Linked DNA regions of Homo sapiens: region 2 is linked to region 1. A link is an interaction called in ENCODE POLR2A ChIA-PET data of the cell type or tissue named here. Cell type or tissue: GM12878. All regions are shown on one strand. Each heading gives the region's core, and the rest is flanking DNA. Links, peaks and the distances in the headings are about the cores only.

What was found. ChIA-PET counts read pairs that join two places held together with the same protein. Peaks named below come from ENCODE experiments on the same cell type or tissue, not always from the same donor. Only the 100,000 strongest peaks of a DNase experiment are listed, where the experiment ranks them.
Region 2: POLR2A ChIA-PET joins it to region 1 with 8 read pairs; 2 of 35 experiments call an interaction of 5 or more read pairs at or near these places.

Annotation. Positions count from the first base shown.
Region 1 is chr7:139,792,914-139,804,181 of GRCh38, forward strand. It overlaps a transcript of TBXAS1 not described here. Among named protein-coding and RNA genes, the nearest start is that of HIPK2, 21 kb to the left of the region's middle. In GM12878, for the core only: no CTCF peak of the experiment used is centred there; a DNase peak (open chromatin) is centred at 5,538.
Region 2 is chr7:139,580,828-139,592,095 of GRCh38, forward strand. HIPK2 (homeodomain interacting protein kinase 2) reads right to left here. Exons shown (of 15, transcript NM_022740.5): 13 at 2,990-3,237. It overlaps LOC105375530 (a long non-coding RNA gene), which reads left to right and starts at 4,706. Exons shown (of 4, transcript XR_001745383.2): 1 at 4,706-4,791. In GM12878, for the core only: no CTCF peak of the experiment used is centred there; no DNase peak of the experiment used is centred there.

The DNA.
Region 1 (11,268 bases), core at 2,245-10,244:
GAGCAATAAGAATGCTTGGTGCGAAGTAGGGTCATGTGGCTGTTTGTCTGCAGCCTGCCTGATTCATGGCTAACTAGACAAAATGTTCAGACCAGGTCACCAGTTTTTAGATATGTAATTGAATGGTTATCTACTATGGGAATGGTATAAACTAAAAATATTATAAAACATCTCTCTAGAAATCCTGTGTCATTAATACAATTTAAAAAGTACTAACTGGGCCAGGTGCAGTGGGTCACACCTGTAATCCCAGCACTTTGGGGAAGGCTGTGGCGGGCAGAGCACTTGAGGTCAGGAGTTCAAGACCAGCCTGGCCAACATAGTGAAACCTTGTCTCTACTAAAAGTACAAAAAAATTTAGCTGGACATGGTGGCGCACTCTTGTAGTCCCAGCTACTCAAGAGGCCAAGCCAGGAGAATCACTTGAAGCTGGGAGGTGGAGGTTGCAGTGAGCCAAGATCCACCACTGCACTCCAGCCTGGATGACAGAGCGAGAATCCATTAAAAAAAAAAAGTATTTATTGAACACCTACTCTGTGCCAAACACCGTTTTACTGAGTGGCAAACAACAGTGAACACCTTTGTAGTGAAAGGCAAGACAGAGACCCAGAAAAAACAAACAAGGGAGTGTAGTTTGTGATACTGGGGCCAAATGAAAGACTCTTGTTATAAATTTGATGGACTTTTAGGGGATGGGAAGATCACAATCTGCTGAAAGAGTCAAAGAAAGCTTACATGTTGAGCCAGGCATTTAGGGATGGATTTGATTTACAAAAGCAGAGAGGAAAAGGAAACATATTTCATATGAGATTGAATAGCATAATAATGAAAACATTTACAAAGTGCTTTACAGTTTGCAGAGCATTTTCGCATTCATGATTCAGAGTGAAAATAAGCCAAGCTTTTCAGAGCCAAGTGTTGAGACCAATCTGACTTAGTAGAAAGTAATCATTCCTTCTTACCTCTCTCTCCTGTCTTCCCTTTCCTGATCAGGGTTCACGGTTTCATATTGACTTCTTAATCCAAAGCCCTTTTATAGGGGATTTCTTCTACAAAGAAGTGGCAAAGAGAATGAGAAGGCTGCATTTCTTAAAGAAAATGCATCTTAATGCTTGTATGGGTGTGTGTATGGTGCACGTGCATGTATATGTGTTTGCTAACAGTTGGCACAAGACACTTTCTTTTTTTTTTTTGGTCTGTTTATTTGAGATGGAGTTTCACTCTGCTGCCCAGGCTGGAGTGCAGTGGCATGATCTCGGCTCGCTGCAACCTCTGCCTCCCGGGTTTAAGCAATTCTCCTACCTCAGCTCCCAAGTAGCTAGGATTACAGGCATGCACCACCATGCTGGCTAATTTTTGTATTTTCAGTAGAGATGAGGTTTCACCATGTTGGCCAGGCTGGTCTCAAACTCCTGACCTCAAGCAATCCATCTACCTTGGCCTCCCAAAGTGCTGGTATTACAGGCATCAGCCACCACACCCAGCCAACACTTTCTATATGGGATGAACAAGACATTTTGTGCTTTATAATCCCAGTGTAGATATCTTCTGGACTTTGAAGAACTTCCCTTTTCTAGCCAATCTTCTGTCTTCTCCCTTTCTTTTTTTTTTTTATTATACTTTAAGTTTTAAGGTACATGTGCACATTGTGCAGGTTAGTTACATATGTATACATGTGCCATGCTGATGCACTGCACCCACTAACTCGTCATCTAGCATTAGGTATGTCTCCCAATGCTATCCCTCCCCCCTCCCCCCACCCCACAACAGTCCCCAGAGTGTGATATTCCCCTTCCTGTGTCCATGTGATCTCATTGTTCAATTCCCACCTATGAGTGAGAATATGCGGTGTTTGGTTTTTTGTTCTTGTGATAGTTTACTGAGAATGATGTTTTCCAGTTTCATCCATGTCCCTACAAAGGACATGAACTCATCATTTTTTATGGCTGCATAGTATTCCATGGTGTATATGTGCCACATTTTCTTAATCCAGTCTATCATTGTTGGACATTTGTGTTGGTTCCAAGTCTTTGCTATTGTGAATAATGCCGCAATAAACATACGTGTGCATGTGTCTTTATAGCAGCATGATTTATAGTCCTTTGGGTATATACCCAGTAATGGGATGGCTGGGTCAAATGGTATTTCCAGTTCTAGATCCCTGAGGAATCGCCACACTGACTTCCACAATGGTTGAACTAGTTTACAGTCCCACCAACAGTGTAAAAGTGTTCCTATTTCTCCACATCCTCTCCAGCACCTGTTGTTTCCTGACTTTTTAATGATTGCCATTCTAACTGGTGTGAGATGGTATCTCATTGTGGTTTTGATTTGCATTTCTCTGATGGCCAGTGATGATGAGCATTTTTTCATGTGTTTTTTGGCTGCATAAATGTCTCCTTTTGAGAAGTGTCTGTTCATGTCCTTCGCCCACTTTTTGATGGGGTTGTTTGTTTTTTTCTTGTAAATTTGTTTGAGTTCATTGTAGATTCTGGATATTAGCCCTTTGTCAGATGAGTAGGTTGCGAAAATTTTCTCCCATTTTGTAGGTTGCCTGTTCACTCTGATGGTAGTTTCTTTTGCTGTGCAGAAGCTCTTTAGTTTAATTAGATCCCATTTGTCAATTTTGTCTTTTGTTGCCATTGCTTTTGGTGTTTTAGACATGAAGTCCTTGCCCATGCCTATGTCCTGAATGGTAATGCCTAGGTTTTCTTCTAGGGTTTTTATGGTTTTAGGTCTAACGTTTAAGTCTTTAATCCATCTTGAATTGATTTTTGTATAAGGTGTAAGGAAGGGATCCAGTTTCAGCTTTCCCTTTCTTAACTCAAAGTAGACCTGTTCCTCCTCACTGTTTCACCACCCCGCCTCCCTTTCACACCTCTCCTGGTTCTGTCCACTCCTCTGCCTACGTAACCAGGCCCTACTACCACCCTTCTGTTTTCAGGCCAAGCCCTACCTCCTTCACAAGCTCTTCTCCAGTTACAAATGCAACTGATTATCATTTGCACCCCTCTTCATCTCTGCAGTAGTTCTTAATTTCGTGGGGGGCATATTATATACCCTTAAGAATGTGATGAATGCCTTGGACCCTGGACACATATACACAAAAAATATGTGTCTAATCTCAGGGGATCATGTTCCCCTGAAAACATTGCTTTTCTAGATCACATTTGTTTAGAACAAACCATATACTTCACTGCCTTAAAATATACTTTTATATCATTTTGCCTAATATATATCTTCATAATTAGACTAACCTTGAGGAGAAAGCTGTTGTAGAATTTTTTGGTATCCTCATAGAACTTGGTTAAATGTAGAGCACATAGCGGTATTTAATGGAAAAGGAATGAATAAACCAACTAGGGTTCATCTATGCAATGGCATAGCATTCAGTGATAAAAATAAGCTATCAAGCCACAGAAAGACATGGAGGGGCCTTAAATGCATACTGCACTGTGAAACAAGCCAATCCAAAAAGGCTGCATACTGTGTGATTCCAACTATGATATTCTGGCATAGGCAAGACTATGGAGACATGAAGAAGACAGTGGTTTCCCAGGATCTGGGGGAGACAGAGGGGATGAACACGTGGAGCACAGATGATTTTCAGGCCAGTGAAACTATCCTGTCTGGTACTGCAATGGTGGATGCATGTCATTAAACATTTGTCAAAACTCATAAAATGTACAACACAAAGAGTGAACCTTGATGTAAACTATGGTCTTGAGTTAATGATAACATATCAATATTGGCTCATTGATTGTCATAAATGTACCACATTAATGTAAGATGTTAATGATAGAGGAAACTGGAAGGAGGGCCAGGTTTATATGGAAATGCTGTTTTCTGCTCATTTTTCTAAAAATGTAAAACAGCTCTTAAAAAATAAAGTCTATTAATCTAAAAAAAGAAGAGAAGTTTCCGATTTTGGCTGCAGCCTCTAATGACCATTGGGATAAAGAAGAGGCAATGCCTTAATACAATGCATGTATTTTAACTTTTTGAAAATTGTATCCGTCATTGTTAAGCTCAGTTAAACTTGCGCTTGACATGTCGACACAATGTCCATTTTTAAATGAACTAACAGAATTGGTAAGATATGCTCTCATGATAGAGACTCAGCCAATTCTAATGTCAATGAAAGGCTCCACATTTAATGTACACGTTTCAACATGAAGAAAATCCATTAAAATATAATTAGCGAGTTTTACACATAAATAGAAAGAAGGCCTACCTAGACCTTGCTGCCATTTAAAAGAGTTCTTTCTTCTTTGTCTGTTTTTGTATTTTTCACAGAAGCTTTGAGGAAGAGCCATAACTACCTGGAGCAGAATGATTATTTGGAGCCACAGAAAATCATTTTAGGGAGCAGTGGGTCCAGGTTCAGTGTTGTGTGTTCAACTCGGAAAGAACACAGTTGGGTGGCTGACCGGGTTACTTCTCCCCTGTGGCTCTGCTTGCATTGGTCATTGAGGTCAGGCAGGGGTTTGGCCACAGTGTTAGCCATTGGCCCTGCATTGATCCTCACATAGTAACATCTTGTTTGGTTATTAAAGTGACTGAATTGTTGGAATGAAGCATTGCAAAGTCTTGTTATTCCATCCATCTTCACAAAGACTATAAACTAACTTCACCATGTAGTGACTCAGCTGGTTGGCTAGAAAGTACCTTGTAAGATGGCCTATTCTGCCAACATTTCCTATCCCAAACAAATCTCCCAACTCTCACCAACTCTTTACATTCCTGTGTAGTCTTTAGGGTGAGGGGCTGGGAGTGGGATGGAGGAAAAGGTAGACGAATGAAGTAAAGGGTCAGTGCACAGGCAGTAAGTACTGCTGACCACTGTAATGTCCACTCACAGCTGAGATACAGTGTTCAAACTTCCCTCAAAAAAGCCACACTGCCCTCAGAGTGACTCCTTGGACCCCAGCCATGGATCTGGCCACAGCATTCATTTGATTCCATGCATTACCTCCTTGAATAATTATAAAAATTATGTTTTCCAAATAGAACAAAGAGATGCTTCCTGAAATTCTTCTCCTTGGAACACTCATGATATGCATTCAAAGTGCTTAGCCTGGGGGTCGCCATTGTGTACACACAATAAATCTTAGTGTATCAAGAATTCAGGCAGTCATGAAGCTCAAATGACAAGAATTTTTATTTTTATTTTTTTTAACAGACAGAAGTCAGGGAGGGCAGTCATTGCTTAGACAATGAGATTCAAGCAAGTGCTGTTCTAAATCTCTGAGCTCTGTAGGGGAGAAGATGGATGAAGCAGGCAGCTTGAAGAGGGAGACACGCCAGCCAGAAGGAAAAGAAAGAAGCCGGTGAAGCAGGAAGAGAAGAAAACACGAAAGGGTAGGAAGATGAGAAATGGATGCCAAGGAGAGGGAGAAAGAGATTGTCAGCAAGGGAGGCGAACCGAGGAGAAAACAGGGAGATTCCCGCATGGGTGGAGCCAAGTTTCCACTGTGCTGTGAGCAGAGGAAGCCAGGTGTATTGTTCCTGAAACTACGTTATTAACTGCCTAACATATGGCTCACAAGGTACACGTGGAAGCGAGAGCAGGAAACAAAATGCAAGTCAGCTGGGCTAACGCTGAAAAATAGTGATCTGTGTCAGTTTTGAGAAGTGTGAGAATAGAAACCTTCTATGCAGGAGATCAGCATCTTTGTCTGTTTCCTACACCGAGGCTCAAAGAGAACATTTGCTCCCAAACCATGGTAGTTCTGTTTCAGATAAAGTTGTCTCATACCAACCATAATTCATGTTCCTGATCGTGACCCTGAAGCACAAGAACCCAAGGAAGCTTCGGAATTTTCAAAGAAAAATGAATTACGTAGAGTGGTGTGACCAGCAAATGCAGTTTGAATTTTAAGTGTGTATTCTAATTTTTTAGAAGATTCTGATTCCGTGTGTGAAAGATTGAATTACCCTCCATTTTCTAGGATGTGGCCCATTTGCCAGCCAGTCTGGACCTCAGATCTTAGTTCTGGTTCTGTAACTTCAGTTGCCTGCCAGACATTTCCATCTGGGAGCCCTGTCCTCACTCTGAAACATTCTCAGAACCAGCCTCCTTCTCCACCTGCCGTCAGACATTAGCACCATTCCTCTCCCATTGTCACCTTTGATTGTCTCTTCTTTACTTCCATACACTGCTTTTTTTTTTTTTTTTTTCCGACAGTCTCACTCTGCCACCCAGAGTATAGTGGTGCAATCCCTGGTCACTGCAGCTTCCACTTCCTGGGCTCAAGCAGTCCTCTCACCTTAGCCTCCCGAGAAGCTGACACCACAGGTGCACGCCATCAAGCCCAGCTAATTTTTTTTTTTTTTGAGACAGTCTCACTTTGTTGCCCAGGCTGGAGTGTAGTGGCACAATCTCGGCTCACTGCAAACTCTGCTTCCCGGGTTCAAGCAATTCTCCTGCCTCAGCCTCCCCCAAGTAGCTGGGACTATAGGCGCACGCTGCCATGCTGGCTAATTTTTTGTATTCTAGTAGAGATGGGGTTTCAGCGTGTTGCCCAGGTTGGTCTTGAACTTCTGAGCTCAGGCAATCTGCCTGCCTCGGCCTCCCAAGTGCTAGGACTACACCATGCCTGGCCTAATTTTTAAATTTTTTTGTAGAGATGGGTTTTTGTCATGTTGCTCAGGCTAGTCTTGAACTTCTGAGCTCAAAAGATACACCCCCCTTTGGCTTCCCAAAGTGCTGGAATTACAGGCATGAGCCACCACGCCCAGCCCAATATGCTGCCAAATTTTTCTTCAAATGATTTCCTAGTTCCTTCCTTGCCATTCTTGCTGCCCTGAATTAAGCCCAGGTCCTCATTTATTGGCTTCCCACTTGACTCCTTCTATTTTAGCCAGCACACATGTTGTAGAACAACTTCCTTAATGTGGCTTTCACTTGGCTTCTGACTCAGAGTGTATGAGGTCTCCTAATTTCCTAGGGCAGTAGGCCTGGCCCTACCCCACAAGCCTCATTACCGTTTTATCTGCCCATATCCCATCACCCTCTATCCACATCTTGTTATCCAGTGGAGAGTTTCCACTTCTAGGTTCCAAGCCAGAAATGTGTGGATCATTCTGTCTTCCCTCACTTCCTTAAACAACCCGTCGGCAAGTCCCACAGACTGGATCTCCAGAGTTTCCCTGTAGCTCTTTTCTCCATGCTCACCACCCTAGTTTAGGGCAATGCCACCCTTTATTGAGACTCTGGAAGAACCTCCTGACAGTTCCTGCTCCCCTCTGGCCCCGTCAATCCATTTTCTACACAGTGGCCCAGAATGTTTAAAAATGCAAATCAGGTTGTATCATGCCTCCAGTGGCTTCTCATTGCACCTAGGGTAAAATCCAAGATCCTTATAGTAGCTTCCAAGGTCCTGCATGGCTTATCCTCTCCCTCCCTCCTCGAAGACCTCAATGCACCTGACTGAACTGATCTCAGCACGTTTCCACCTCTGGCCAGGCTCTCTACCTAATGACCCTCCTCCCTGCTTTTTGATCCATTCCACCTCTCATCTCCTAGGTCTTGGCTTAAATATCTTCAGAGAAGCCCTTCTGGACTTCCTTCAGTAGTGTCATTCCCACTTCCCGCCACTATTCTTATTACCTGTTTATTTCCTTCATACCTTTTTATCATTTGCAATGATTGTGTTTGTTTCCTCATCTTTTTTCTGCCTCCCCCAGACCTGAAGCTCCGAAAGACCCCGGAGTGTTTGTCTTGTTAACCATCGTTTCTCCAGCTGTCCACGCAATGGTCAATATGTTAGCTATTATAATTACTATTTTAATATTACTGTTTCTTGATGATTTCAGACTCTTTGGATAGAATATTCTCCCTTCTATCTGAGAGTGTTTGTGACCTTCTCATATTTCCTCATGTCCTCTGGAATCCTGACCTAAATTTTTAGTCTTTTCCTATCAGTTATCAATTGCTTACTTGTTGTTTTCATGTTTAAAAACTCATTCAACTCCATCCAAACTTTCTTCTTCTTCTTACAAAATAGTTTATAGCTAACTATATTTCCTTACTCTCATTTGTTCCTTCCCTGTATTCAGTGTCTCCCCATCAATATCTTTTATTACTCCAGAATAATTTCAGAAACAGTTTGAGACAGTTTTAAAAATAATGCCGCTGGCATTTTACTAGGGATGACATTAACCTTATCAGTTAGTTTGAGGGAAATCAGTATCTTTGCAATATCAAAACTCTTCCTAATCAAGGACAGACCACATTTTTCCATTTATGTGTTTTTAAATAAAATAATGTTTTCTTTGTATTGGCTTTTTAACATTATTGTTAAATTCCCCTTCAACATTTAACTGTTTCACTACAATATGTCTAAATCTAGGTCTGTTTTTTATTAATTTGGGCTAACATATGATGAGCTTTGATCTACAAATGCAGGTCTTGCTTCAACTTAAAAATATTTTCTTTTCTAATATCTTTAAATAGCTCTTCTGTTCTTTTTTTCTCTCTCCTTCAAAACTAGATTTCTATCACCTGTCTTTCTATGTCTAGACCTTGTTTCTGATAGTTTTGATCTCTTTGTCCTTTTTTTTTCTTTTTTGTGAGGCAGGTTCTTGCTCTGTCACCCAGGCTGGTGTGCAGTGGCACAACTCAGCTCACTGCAACCTCTGCCTCCCAGGCTCAAACAATCCTTCTACCTCAGCCTCCCAAGTAGCTGGGACCACAGGCACTTGCTACCATGCCCAGCTAATCTTTGTCCTTTTCTTTTGCATTACAGAATACAGTCCTATGCTTAGCTTTCTTTTCACTGATTGAATTATCTTCCATTGCCAGTTGTAACCACTGTGGTTGCTAAGTTTATTTACAATTCTTCCATGTCATTATTATTATTATTTGATACAGAGTCTCCTTTTGTCACCCAGGCTAGAGTGCAGTGGCCTGATATCTGCTCTCTGCAACCTCTGCCTCCCAGGTTCAAGCGATTCTTCTGCCTCAGCCTCCCAAGTAGGTGGGACTACAGATGCACGCCACTGTGTCTGGCTAATTTTTGTATTTTTAGTAGAGATGGGGTTTTACCACATTGGCCAGGTTGGTCTCAAACTCCTGACCTCAGATGATCCACCCACCTTGGCCTCCCAAAGTGCTGGGATTACAGGTGTGAGCCACCACGTCCAGTCACATTATTTTCTTAACTGTGTCAACTCTCTCATATCACTTTGTTGGCTTATCTCATTCTTACCTTTTATTTCATGGAGTCTGAGATTTTTATCTGTCCCTCCATCAAATGTAGTTTAAATATTGTTTTAAGTGTTGTTCAAATGTATTTCCATTTTCTACAGTAACATTTTTTCTTTAAAATATTCAATTTTAACACTTCTTGAGTGCTACGTGTATCCATTTTCTCGTTACAGAATAGTTGCATAGGTTACACGTGATATAGTTTGGCTGCATCCCTAACCAAATCTCATCTTGAACTGTAGCTCCCATAATCCCTACATGTTGTTGGAGGGACCCAGTGGGAGGTCATTGAATCATGGGGGTGTGTTTTTTCCATTCTGTTCTCGTGATAGTGAATAAGTCTCTAGAGATCTGATGGTTTTATAAAGGCCAGTTCCCGGCTGTTCGCAGTGGCTCATGCCTGTAATTCCAGCACTTTGGGAGGCTGAAGTGGGTAGATTACCTGAGGTTAGGAGTTCAAGACCAACCTGGCCAACATGGTGAAGCCCCATGTCTGCTGAAAATACAAAAATTAGCTGGGTGTGGTGGCGTGTGCCTGTAATCACAGCTACTCCAGAGGCTGAGGCAGGAGAATCACTTGAACCTAGGAGGTGGAGTTGCAGTGAGCTGAGATCACTCCACTGCACTCCAGTCTGGGTGACAGAGTGAGACTTGGTCTCAAAAGAAAAGAAGAAGAAGAAGAGGAAGAGGAAGAAGAAAGAAGAAAGAAGAAGGTGGTGGCAGTTCCCCTGCACATGCTCTCTTGCCTGCTGCCATGTAAGATGTGCTCCTCCTTTGCCCTCTGCCATGATTGTGATGCCTCCCCAGCCATGTGGAACTGTGAGTCCAATAAACCTCTTTTTCTTTACAAATTACCCAGTCTCTGGTATTTCTTCATAGCAGTATGAAAATGAACTAAACAGTAAATTGGTACTGGTAAAGTGGGGTACTGCTGTAAATATACCTGAAAATGTGGAAGTGACTTTGGAACTGGGTAACAGACAGAGGTTGGAACAGTTTGGAAGGCTCAGACGAAGACAGGAAAATATGAGAAAGTTTGGAACTTCCTAGAGACTTGTTGAATGGCTTTGACTAAAATGCTGATAGTGATATGGACAATAAAGTACAGGCTGAGGTGGTCTCAGACGGAGATGAGGAACTTGTTGGGAACTGGAGCAAAGGTGACTCTTGTTATGCTTTGGCAAATAGACTGGCAGCATTTTGCCCCTGCCCTAGAGATCTGTGGAACTTTGAACTTGAGAGAGACGATTTAGGGTATGTGGTGGAAGAAATTTCTAAGCAGAAAAGTATTCAAGAGGAAGCAGAGCATGAAAGTTTGGAAAATTTTCAGCCTGATGATGCAATAGAAAAGAAAAACCCATTTTCTGGAGAGAAATTCAAGCCTGCTGCAGAAATTTGCATAAGTAAGGAGCCCAATGTTAGTCACCAAGACAATGGGGAAAATGTCTCCAGGGTATGTCAGAGACCTTTGCAGCAGCCCCTCCCCTCACAGGCCCAGAGGTCTAGGGGGAAAAAATGGTTTCCTGGGCCAGGCCCAGGCCCCCACTGTGTGCAGCCTAGGAACTTGGTGCTGTGAGTCCCAGCCACTCCAGCTGTGGCTAAAAGGGGCCAAGGTACCACTTGGACTTGTGGCTTCAGAGGGTGCAAGTCCCAAATCTTAGCAGCTTTTACATGGTTTGAGCCTGCAGGTGCAAAAAAGTCAAGAATTGAGGTTGGGGAACCTCCACTTAGATTTCAGAGGATGAATGGAAATGTCTGGATGTCCAGGTGGAAGTTTGCTGCAGGAGCAGAGCTCTCATGGAGAACCTCTGCTAGGGCAGTGCAGAAAAGAAATGTGGGTTTGGAACCCCCACATGGAGTCCCCTCTAGGGCACTGCCTAGTGGAGCTGTGAGAAGAAGGCCACCATCCTCCAGACCCCAGAATGGTAGATCCACTGACAGCCTGCACCATACACCAGGAAAAGCTGCAGACACTCAACTGGGAAAGCAGCCAGAAGGGGGGCTATACCCAGCAAAGCCACAGAGGCAGAGCTGCCCAGGGCTGTGGGAGCCCAAGC
Region 2 (11,268 bases), core at 1,837-9,836, 210 kb before region 1:
GGGCTTAAGTATTGAGTATCTGGCATTTACGTACTTAGTGTTAGCTATTGTTGGTGTCATTATTGAACTCTGTCTCCTGGTTAAAGCTGAGGCTCAAAAAAAGGTGTCTTGGCCGGGCATGGTGGCTTATGCCTGTAATCCCAGCACTTTGGGAGGCTGAGGCGGGTGGATTGCCTGAACTCAGGAGTTCGAGACCAGCCTGGCTAACGCGGTGAAACCCCATCTCTACCGAAATACAAAAAGTTAGCCGGGCGTGGTGGTGCATGCCGGTAGTCCCAGCTATTTGGGAGGCTGAGACAGCAGAATTGCTTGAACCCGGGAAGTAGAGGTTGCAGTAAGCCGAGATCGCGCCACTGCACTCCAGCCTGGGTGACACAGCGAGACTCCTCTCCGGAAAAAAAAGCAACGACAAGTGTCTCTCCAAGCTGGGACAATCAATTCTGGTCTCCTGGAAATGGGACACCAGGAGCCTGGGAGCTGCTGTCGGTGAGTCGGGTGAAGGCAGCTTCAGAGAGCAGGCATCTGGCCCCCAGGGCTCAGGTCCCCGGGGTTCTGGCTCCTGCCCTGCCTGGGACTTAGTTGTTGAACTTTCCCTTAGCCCTGCATCCTTCCAATAAGTTGTTTGTCTTAAGCCAGTGTAGAGTTCATTCTGTTGCTTCCAAAAGAAACTTCACTAACCCCAACCTGAGAAGGACTGAAAGACTGAGAGCCACAGGAGGGGGTGAGTATGGCGGGGAAACAGCAGTGCATATCCTGGCCTAAGAGGGCTGGGGGAGCGCTGAACTCTCCCATGCTCTGGGTGCTGTAGCTGGGGGAGCTGTTAACTGGCTGTACCTTGGCCTGTATGCATCACTGGGCTCCAGGGAGCTGAGGAAGGCTGCTTTCCCGACTTTTCCAAGCCTAGGTGGGTTCTACAGCTAAAGGTGTGTATCGGTATTGAACGCCACTGGCTGGGGAAGGGCAGGCACCAGACGAGGAATGCCCCTGCTCGTGAGGGCACAGGCAGCACTCCCGCATATGGTATGAGTTCAGTCTGCAGCTTCGAGGTTTGCACAAACATATATTTAAGGAACTTAAATAATGATACAAGACAAATTCTATCCTTTGCAAATATTTAAACTTAAAAATGTGTGCTGCATATACCCTTAAACAATATTTAAAGGATAGCTGAGCTGAAAAGTATGCAGCTCTCTTTAAGGAATCCTGGCTCCCGGGAATGACTTCGGGTGCCTCCCAGGGCCCTTTGGTTACTGCTAGAGAATGTTGCTTCCTGGCAGGGTTTCCACCAAAACATTTGCCCGGGTGGAAAAAGATGGTTTTTGGAGAGAGATGTCCTTGTAGCCTTGTGGAAGGGACAGCTTCATTTTCTTTTCCTCACAGAGATGCCTAATTTTGGGAGGGCTCCAGCCTGCTTCTCTGGCCCCAGGTCACCAGACCCTAGCAGCAAGTACAGCCTGGCCCCTGTCAACCAGAATGCTCGCCCTGGCATGTGGCACTGCTGTGGCTCTATTTTTCCTGAAGGTAAGGTCTCCTTCTTCCGAGAGAGCACAGCGCGAGCTGCGTGCTGCTTGTGTGTCTTTCTCGCTGTAGGCACCACGACCCCCTGCCCCCAGGCCCACAGGAGCGCTGGCTCTGATGTCAAAGCTGCTTGGAGGCTGCATCGTCATGACGGTACTGTTGGGGACAGACCAGGACTTGCAAAAGGAGACGTTTTAGCAGGGTGCTGAGAAGCTGCATTTCACAAGCATTTCTTCAGAGGAAAGGTAGCTGGGGTAACTCCAAAGTCAGGGAAAAAGAGCTTCGCCGCAAATGTCGGAAAGGGTGATGCTGCCTTGGGTTAGGAAGTAGGTGGCGGGGAGCGCAAGCCTGTGGCTGTCACCATCTCCCCTTTAGGCAGAGCCTCTCAGCAAAAGGGGCCCCATCCCAGGCAATGCCATGAGCTCTTGGGAGAGCGTGCCAGGGCTCTGACCCTCACCGTGCAGGCTGGCCTGAGGCACTGGGCTGGAAAAGCCCTAATGACCCCATCCTGCCTCTACGCTTCATCCTCAGTGGCAGCCCCTGAATGGGGCCTGCGCCCACTGGGTCTCACATGTGGTCACCACCCAGGAAGAGTCCCCAGTTTCCTGTAGCGACCTCAGGTGACAGACATGAGGTCCTCCTGAGAAGTAACAGCTTCTCACATCTAGACAAAAGCTTCCTGGCGTTCCCTTTCCTTCCCTTTTCAGTTATGCCGCCACGCAGGTGCAGGCTGGCTTGGGTGTGGTTTGTGGCGGAATAGCGGGACGCGCAGACTTCTTCTGGTTTAGTCCCCACATTCTTCCACTGTGAGCATGAGCAAGGGAAACGCTAAATAGATGCTACAAAATCTACAGTGAGCCACTGAGTTTATTCAGAAGGTTACGTTCTCAGCCTTTATTCCAGGGCCCAATTTTCAAGACAAGCCTTCGCGGGACAGGAGGAGTCCTCTGAAGATAGCAGTGCATGAGCAGAGAAACACACATGGCTTGGTCTCGCCGCCCAGCAGCTGATTCCGAGGAGGGGCTGAGAGGGGCCAATTTCACCCTTCCCTAGCAAGACTCGGAGGAGGTTCTTCCTACACAAGAAGCCCATCTGACCACCAGGGCTTCCTGGCAGAGAGTGGTGCTAGATGTCAGCCAGGAACTCCCCAGACCAGGTATTCTTCCAGGCTCAGGCATAAAGAACCAGGAGGCTTTTATTTTCTATTAATCAACCTAGTTGGAAGCAGAGCCATTGTAAAGGCAGAGAGGTATTGATTACAGGATTAAAGAAGGAAAACGCTGCTTATACAATGTGCTGTTCAGCAGAAGCCTCCCCTGGATACTTGAATAAAATCCTCGGTAAGGGTCGCCTGCAGTCACTGGGCACTTTCTATTGTACTAGCTCCCATACAGCAACATTTCTAGCAGCAGAAAAGCAGGAAAACCACTCTCCAGGGAGAGGTTCCTGCCCTGTCCTGGCCCCAAATTACCTGGCACCAGGCTATCACACTCCACCAATACTTCGCTGGCCTGGGTTTTCAGGGGTGGCACGATGATGGTTCGGGGGTTCCCCGTGCAGTGATTCTCCAGGCTCCCCTTGGTGTCAAAGGCATTGGCATTGTTGTGCCCAGCACGCTGCTGCACGGAGTAGGGGCTGGTGTTGCTGGAGGAGTCGGAGTAGGGGGAGTCGTGGACTGTGACACAGCTGATGACGTTTTTTCTTTGCTTGGAGACAGTGCTGAAAATGCAAAGGGAGAAGTCAGAGGTGGGAGAAGGCCGTGAGGTGAGACACCCAACTAGCACTTCATGCCCTGGGGCAGGGGAGGGAGGCAGAGGGGAGAGGGCAGGAACAGGGCTTTTGCCCTCCCTAACCCCCATAGGGAGACTGGGCATGCAAAAGTCCCCTGTGTAGCCGGCAGCAGGGGGACATGTGAAGACATGGAGAAGGGGCTGGTGCTGGACCCACAGGGGCTTCTGGAAACTAGGGAGTGAGATGCTTCCGGGCTGGCCTGGGCTCTTCCTGTGCAGCAGAGCTCAGCAGAGCTGCAGGGGAGGCACCTGCAGCCCAGAGCTGGGTACAACCCCCGTGGGCCTGCCAGAATGGGACATCTGAGCAAGGAGAGAACCAGCAAGAACCCAGCAACCTGGGGACCTGGGTTAGGAGTAAACCTCGCTGGGAGAAGAATGTCATAAGCTTAGGTTTGGTGCCTGCGGCCTGGCAAAGCTTATGCAGGAGGGAGCAGAATGTCCAATGGGATGCAGCGTGAGGCTCTGAGGGGGCTGCATGCACACAGCACAGTGCAGACATGCTGCAGAGAACGCAGAGCTAGAGTTGACACCCTCTGCCTCTCCTTACTTTGAGTGTGCTCTGTGGGCTGTGTGCAGGCCACTACGACCTCTGCAGTCCCCTTTTCAGGAGCCAGGCTCACCTGCAGCTTTTCCACTGCCTGGGCCAAGGGATCGGGGGAGATGGTATTGCACCGGGGCCTGGTGGGAAGGCCCCTGCCAGGTTGATGCTGTGTGAAAGCCACTCTGAAGCCCTGGCCTTCATCTTATATGTGGAACTTCATACAATAGGGAGGCACTGGCTTTGGATAGCTCTTGGCCGGCATGTTTGTTCAGAGATATTTAAGTTAGTGTGGTTACTTTGGGAACTACTTCTGTTTGTCTTCAAACTCAGTGAGAGGCTGCTGGCATGATGGATGTGAAATTTATTGTTTATTGTGTGCTTATTTAAGACTTTAAAATGAATGTGCATCTATTTTTATATATTGATCATTTATTTTTAAGAAATAAAAATTGCCTAGGCAACTGGTCAGTTTCCAGCTAATTGGATGAGAGAAGCAGCTGGTATTTACGGAGCCTCATAGAGTCACAGCCACCTCCCGGGTATCTTGTTTGAGGCCACACAGCCAGGCCAGGCTCTTCCCATGATGGATCTCCACCACCCTAGAGGCAGCAGGGAAGTGGGCAAATTCCAGAGCCCACAGCAGCCAGGCAGGAGGGACAGAAGCAGAGCCTGTCTGCTGAGCTACAGAAGGCTGGGGGATCTGGGGGGTGCAGTCCCCAGGAGGCGCTGGCCCTGCTCCCCAACGCCCAGCGCTCCTGACATCTAGGCTGGATAATTCTTCCAGTGGCTGGACACTGTCCTCTCTGGTTCAGGGTGCCTAACCGTGTTCGTGGGTGAGAACACGAACCTTGGAGTCAGCTGTCTAACTTCGGCATGTGCTGGTGACAGGGCGGTGGGCAGCTATTTAACCTCTCAGTGATTCAGTGGCCTCATCAGTAAAAGGTAGGTAATAATTGTACCTATATCATAGGCTTGTTTTGAGAACTAAGTGAGAAAATACAAGTGCTTTCAATGATACACAACACATGGTAAGTATTCCATAATAGCTGCTATTCTTCTTCTTCTTACAAGTTGTGTTACCTTAGTTAACATGTGAAAACAGGTTTGCAAAAAACTTATTTAGGCAAAGAGAATTCTATCAGGGTAAGGACTTGCTGGAAAAGTTTCCTTTTTTCTAGTTTATGAATAAACCAGAAGATTGAAATCAAAGAAAATTAAAACTCATGATATCTCGGAGATCTACGCGGGGTACTACAGGGAATACCTATACAAAGAAATATGTGTCTCTGCCCTCGAGGAGATTAAAATCTCAGTGGAGGACTGTATAACAACATGACAAGTTAAATAGTAAAAGCTTTAAAATAACCAGTTAGAGAGAATAATGGATGTCACAAAGCCTCCGTGATTAACTGTCAGATGAATCGTACAGATGATAATTGTTAAGAACTCAGAAGAAGGTGAGGAATGAATTGGTTGCATATATTTATGGCTCTTCATGTTAACTTAAAGTAGATAAATTTTAATTAATAAAGACCCACACCTCCCAGTTATGACAGTTTAAATGTGAAATGTCCATATGCTTGTTCCTCAAAAAGCTAAACACAGAGTTACCCTATAGCAATTCCATTCCTAAGTACATTCTCAAAGGATTGGAAACAGGTACTCAGATACATGTAAGCCAATGTTCACTGCAGCACTATTCAAAATACCAAGAGGTAGAAACGACCCGAGTGTCCATCAGCTGGTGAATGAATAGAAAATATGGTGTATCCATACAGTGGAATACTATTCAGTCATGAAAATGAATGAATGCTGGGAGGGGTGGCTCATGCCTGTAATCTCGGTGCTTTGGGAGGCTGAGGTGGGAGGATTGCTTGAGGCTGGGGGTTCAAGACCAGCCTGGGCAACACAGTAAGAGCCAATCTCTACAAACAATTAAAAAAATAAGCAAAGTATGGTGGTGCATGCCTGTAGTCCCAGCTGTTTGGGAGGCTGAGGTGGGAGCCCAGGAGTTTGAGGCTGCAGTGAGCTATGATCACACCACTGCACTCCAGCCTGGGTGTCAGAGTGAAACCCTGTCTCCAAAAAAAAAAAGTTCTGATACATGCTACAATATGGATGAACCTCGAAAATATTAAATGAAATAAACCAGACACAAAAGGACAAATAGTTTGTTTGAGTCTACATATATGAAATATCTAGAACAGGCAAATTCATACAGACAGAAAATACATTAGAGGTTACCAGAGGTTGGGGGCTAGGGGAGAGGAGAGTGGGAAGTTACTGATTAATGGTATAGTTTTTGGTTGGGGTAGTGGAAAAGTTCTGAAAATAGATAACGGTGATGGCTATACAGCATTATGAATATAATTAATGTCACTGAATTTACACTTAAAAATGGTTGAAATGGCAAATTTTATATTTTACCACAATTAAAAATTAACAGACTAAAACCACTGAATTGTACACATTCAACGGGTGAACTATACAGTACAGTACATGAATTCTATCTCCATCAAAAACAAAGTCCAGGCTGGGTGAGGTGGCTCATACCTGTAATCCCAGCACTTTGGGAGGCCGAGGTGGGTGGATCACCTGAGGTCACAAGTTTGAGATCAGCCTGACCAACATGGTGAAAATCCGTCTCTACTAAAAATACCAAAAATTAGCCGGGAGTGGTGGTGGGGCCTGCAATCCCAGCTACTCAGAGCCTGAGGCAGTAGAATCGCTTGAACCCAGGAGGTGGAGTTTGCAGTGAGCCAAGATTGCACCATTGTACTCCAGCCTGGGCGACAGAGCAAGACTGTGTCTCAAAAAAAAAAAAAAAAAAAAAAAAAGCAAAAGAGATTCAGAGTCTTGGGCACTTCGCCGCTGTACATCAGGGCTCAGTAGAGACACCCAGAGGGTGGGAGGGCACTGAGATCCAGTACAAGAATTACAAAGTGGAAGCTAGGTGCGGTAGCTCACCCCTGTAATCCCAGCGCTTGAGGCCAGAAGTTTGAGAGCAGCCTGGGCAACACAGTGAGATCCCACCTCTACAAAAATAAAAACATTAGCTAGGCATGGTGGTGTGCACCTATAGTCCTAGCTGCTCGGGAGACTGAGGCAGGAAGATGGCTTGAGCCCAGGAGTTTGAGGCTGCAGTGAGCTGTGGTCGTGTCACTGCACTCCAGTGTGGGTGACAAAGAGACCTACACTCTAAAGAAAATAAATAAATAAATAAAAATAGTTAGGTACGGTGGCTGACACCTGTAATTAGCACTTGGGGAGGTCAAGGCAGGCAGATCATTTGAGGCTAGGAGTTTAAGACCAGCCTGGCCAACATGATGAAACCTTGTCTCTACTAAAAATAAGAAATCTGCTGGGTGCAGTGGCTCACACCTGTAATCCCAGAACTTTGGGAGGCCGAGGTGGGCGGATCACTTGAGGTCAGGAGTTCGACACCAGCCTGGCCAACATTGCAAAACCCCGTCTCTACTAAAAATACAAAAATTAGCCAGGCGTGGTGGTGTGCACCTGTAATCCCAGCTACTAGGGAGGCTGAGGCAGGAGAATCACTTGAACCCGGGAGGTGGAGGTTACAGTGAGCAGAGATCACACCACCACACTCTAGCCTGGGTGACAGAGTGAGACTCTGCCCCCACACCGCGCTGGCCCCCTGCTGAAAAAAAAAAACAAAAAAACAAAAAACAATCCTGGGTGTGGTGGCACATGACTGTAATCCTAGCTTCTTGGGAGGCTGAGGTGGGAGAATTGCTTGAACCCAGGAGGTGAGGTTGTAGTGAGCTGAGATCACACCACTACAATCCAGTCGGGGTGACACAGCCAGACTGTCTTAAAAAAAAAAAAAAAAGATTGCTGTCTACCAATAACAACAAAAAAGAATATCTCGAAATATTTTATAAATATAAATTAAGCAAAAAAAGGAAGTGGGACTCTAGGAGGTCTCTGAGCTAGGAGGTAGGGAGGAGGGATCTGAAAGCAGGGAGATGCTGGAGGCTGAGGACGAGGAGGGAGCAGGAGGGAAGGAGAGCTGCCTTAAGAAGACAAGGGCAGAGAAACCTGCAGCTGTCTTCTGGGATGAATGCGGGGGAGTAAAGGGAAACAACTGGTCTGCTGCAGTCTCTTGTGTAATAAGGGAACTCCTCCCACCTCACACTGTTTCGAAGTACTCTGAGGGCCAGGGGAAGAGCTGGGAGCCATGACTGGGAGCAGCTGCTGGCTCCCGAGGGGAGGTGAGGAGATGGCGCTGCCCTGCCCTTCACTCTCAGCTTCGGGCACAGCTACTCCTGAATGATGAACATGCCTCTGGTCATCTCATGAAACGCAGACATGTTCTGTTGCAGGTGCCCATTCTGTGGGTGGAGGACCCCAGGTGAGGATGGAGGCTGACTCCCAAATGTGTCCTGGGAGCTGGCACTGCAGTCCTAGCTCTGCTGTTCCTTTACTGGTGTGGCTCTGGACAGTGGCCTGGATAACCTGTAACATCCATCCAGCTCCAATCTGCTCTGAAATTCATTGAGAGAGATTACTCATGGCATTAAAGGAGCCATTATGAGGATCTCTGAAAGATTCCTAGAGACATTCTAAAATAGGAATGGTCTAGCCCTAATCTGGAGAGGAAAGAGATCCTTTTAGCAGATGTACCTTACCTATAGACCCAGATCTGGCCAGTTCTTGCTGATCATATCTTCCTTAGGATCTGAGTAGTTTAGAAAATGAGCATTTAAAAAAAAAAAAAACAACAAAAAGACAAAAACACACACTAATTTTGGCAAAACTGTAATCTGCCCTCGAGTAAAATTCAAATTGGGCATATTTGGAGCTCTTCACTCAAATGTGGAAATTGTGGAGAAGCTTCAGCTTAATATGAATAAGAATTTTCTAACAACTAGAACTATCTCAAGACACAACAGCCACTTCATGAGTCACTGAGCTTCTTGTCACTGAAGAATGGCTTTCTGGCATGAGTCTTGTGAGAGCTGACAGCTTGGCGTGGGTGACCTGTGAGAACTGAGGGCCATCTCCTTGATGGAAACCCAACAGGTAGTGAGCCTCCCACTGAAGAGACTGAAGAATCTGCATGTCAGTGTCTAATTATCTACAAGGAGTGTGGGATAAAACCTTTATAAACTCTTCCCAGGTCCCATCCCTTTGTTGTAGCTGGGGAGCCCCTGGCTTAATGAGCAAATATGTACGGCACAGCTTGATGCTGATTTGCCTACCTTTTTGGATTTACAAGTGACACATTTATTTGCAGAAGGTGAATTCATTTGCTAGCTGTTTTTCATCTCTTCCATTGTTAGAAAGCTCTGCGCTCTACCTGAACACACTATGCAGATTAGAGAACTAATGGGAAGCTGTTAAATGAGTCACTTTAGAAATGAGCACACATTTCAGATGACTACGGCAGATTCTTTAGGCTCGTATCTATCGATACTACTGGGATTCATTCCATGATTGCGTCTAGTTATTATTGACAGCTTATCAATCCCATTATGAGTTGGTTAATGCAAGTGAGAGAGATAGCGATAGGGGCAGAGTGAGAAATATTTGCTGAAATGGCCTTGGAAGAACATCACTTCTGAATAAAGAACAAAGCTGTCAGAGTTCACAATTGCATTATGTTGTCATGGCAATAGATAATTTTCATCATTTCAAAATGATGAAAATAAATAAGGAGCTAAAAAGTAAAGAAATCCCTAAAGGAGAAAGCACTGGCAGAAGATCAGATATAACCTGTGACCCCTTCCCTGTAGGGTCTTATCTGGAATGTGTCTCTGATTTCTATTTGCTAATCTGAGTCAATTTCATCCTTCAAGACCAGGGTCAAAACTCATCTCCTCCAATAACTTCTTTTACCCTTCTGATTTCATAGTCAATGCTATGTGTTCTATTACTATGATGCTGATTATTAAGTACAGGTAACATTTATTGGATGCATACTAACTACAGCTTAAAGTGCTTTATATGTTTATCTCCTTTAATCATCATGGCAAGATGATGTGGTAAAGAATATGACTACTTTTGGCTGGGCACAGTGGCTCACGCTGGTAATTCCAGTGTGCCTCCAGACCAGTATGCTCCTTCCTGATAGCTGCTGACTTAGAGTCATTAGAGAGAAAAAAAAAATCTTCATTTTAATATGGCACATACATTCCATTCAAATTATTATTATTATTTTTAGAGACAGGGTCTCACTCTGTCATCCAGACTGCAGTATCGTGTTATGAGCATAGCTCATTGCAGCCTCGAACTCCTGGGCGGAAGCAATCCTCCCATCTCAGCTTCCCAAGTAGCTGGGACTACAGGCACGTACCACTGTGCCTGGGGAATTTAAAAAAATTTTTTGTAGAGACAGGGTCTTGCTATATTGCCCAGGTTGGTCTCAAACTCTTGGCCTCAAGTGATCCTGGCACCTTGGCCTCCCCAAGTGCTGGGATTCCAGGTGTGAGCCACCATGCCTGGCTCCTCCTTTCAAATTGTATTATCTGCATATTTATGTCTATGTCTATGTCTACACGTGTGTGTATATAAATACACATATATCACCCTTAAGATCATTTTTACATGACTACTTTCTAGAGAAATCAGAAACAGGGTCGCAGAAGTAGCCATGAGTAGTCACCTCGTCCTTGTCCCATCAGATGCAGCGGAAGGAAGTGTTTGCTCTCCTTCCATCTTCTTCTGAAGTCCAGTCTCTCTCTTCCCAACTGGCCTGGGAGTTTTGACTCATCTTTCCTCATCACCTTCAGTCTATCCACTGAGCACCGCTCTGCCCTATGGTATCCAACCCTCTGCCACCCCTCTTCCTCCTTCTTCCCTGTGGAAAGCAAGGAGCAAACCAGGAAGCTGTGGCATATCAGTGACAGCTTTGTAATGTGACAGCAGCTGGGGACAGTAGGGTGAAGTGTCTCTTCTTCAAAATACACCCCTGAGCCACTCTACTCAGCCCACTGGAGTGTCTTAAATGGAGCCCTGTAAAGAGGGTGTGGCGAAGTCAGCTGGACAAAAGATCCTACCATCACCTCTTGAGATGAGTCACATGACTGAAATATTTTTCAACTGGGGATGTATTGTACTCAAAATGGAGAGACACCAAAGTTCCTTCAAATGGCACTGTGTGTCTGGGTTCCTTTGTTCCTTCACTCAAGCCTGATTCCCACGTCTCCATGAGCATGGCAGGAGGCTGGCTGTAGCAGCTTCTCAACCAATGGCAGGATGGAGCAAGCTACATGGTTATAGGTAGCAATGGAGGCTAATCCCACTTTGGGCTTTTTGCCCATGCAATAATAAATGAGTGTGTGTGGTTTTTGCTCCCTCTGTTAAGTGGATGTTAATTTTTCAGGCCAAAGTAATTTGAGCTGCAGTTTATCAGTTTTCTAACCTTGCTTTATCTATAATGATTTCTCTAGACTT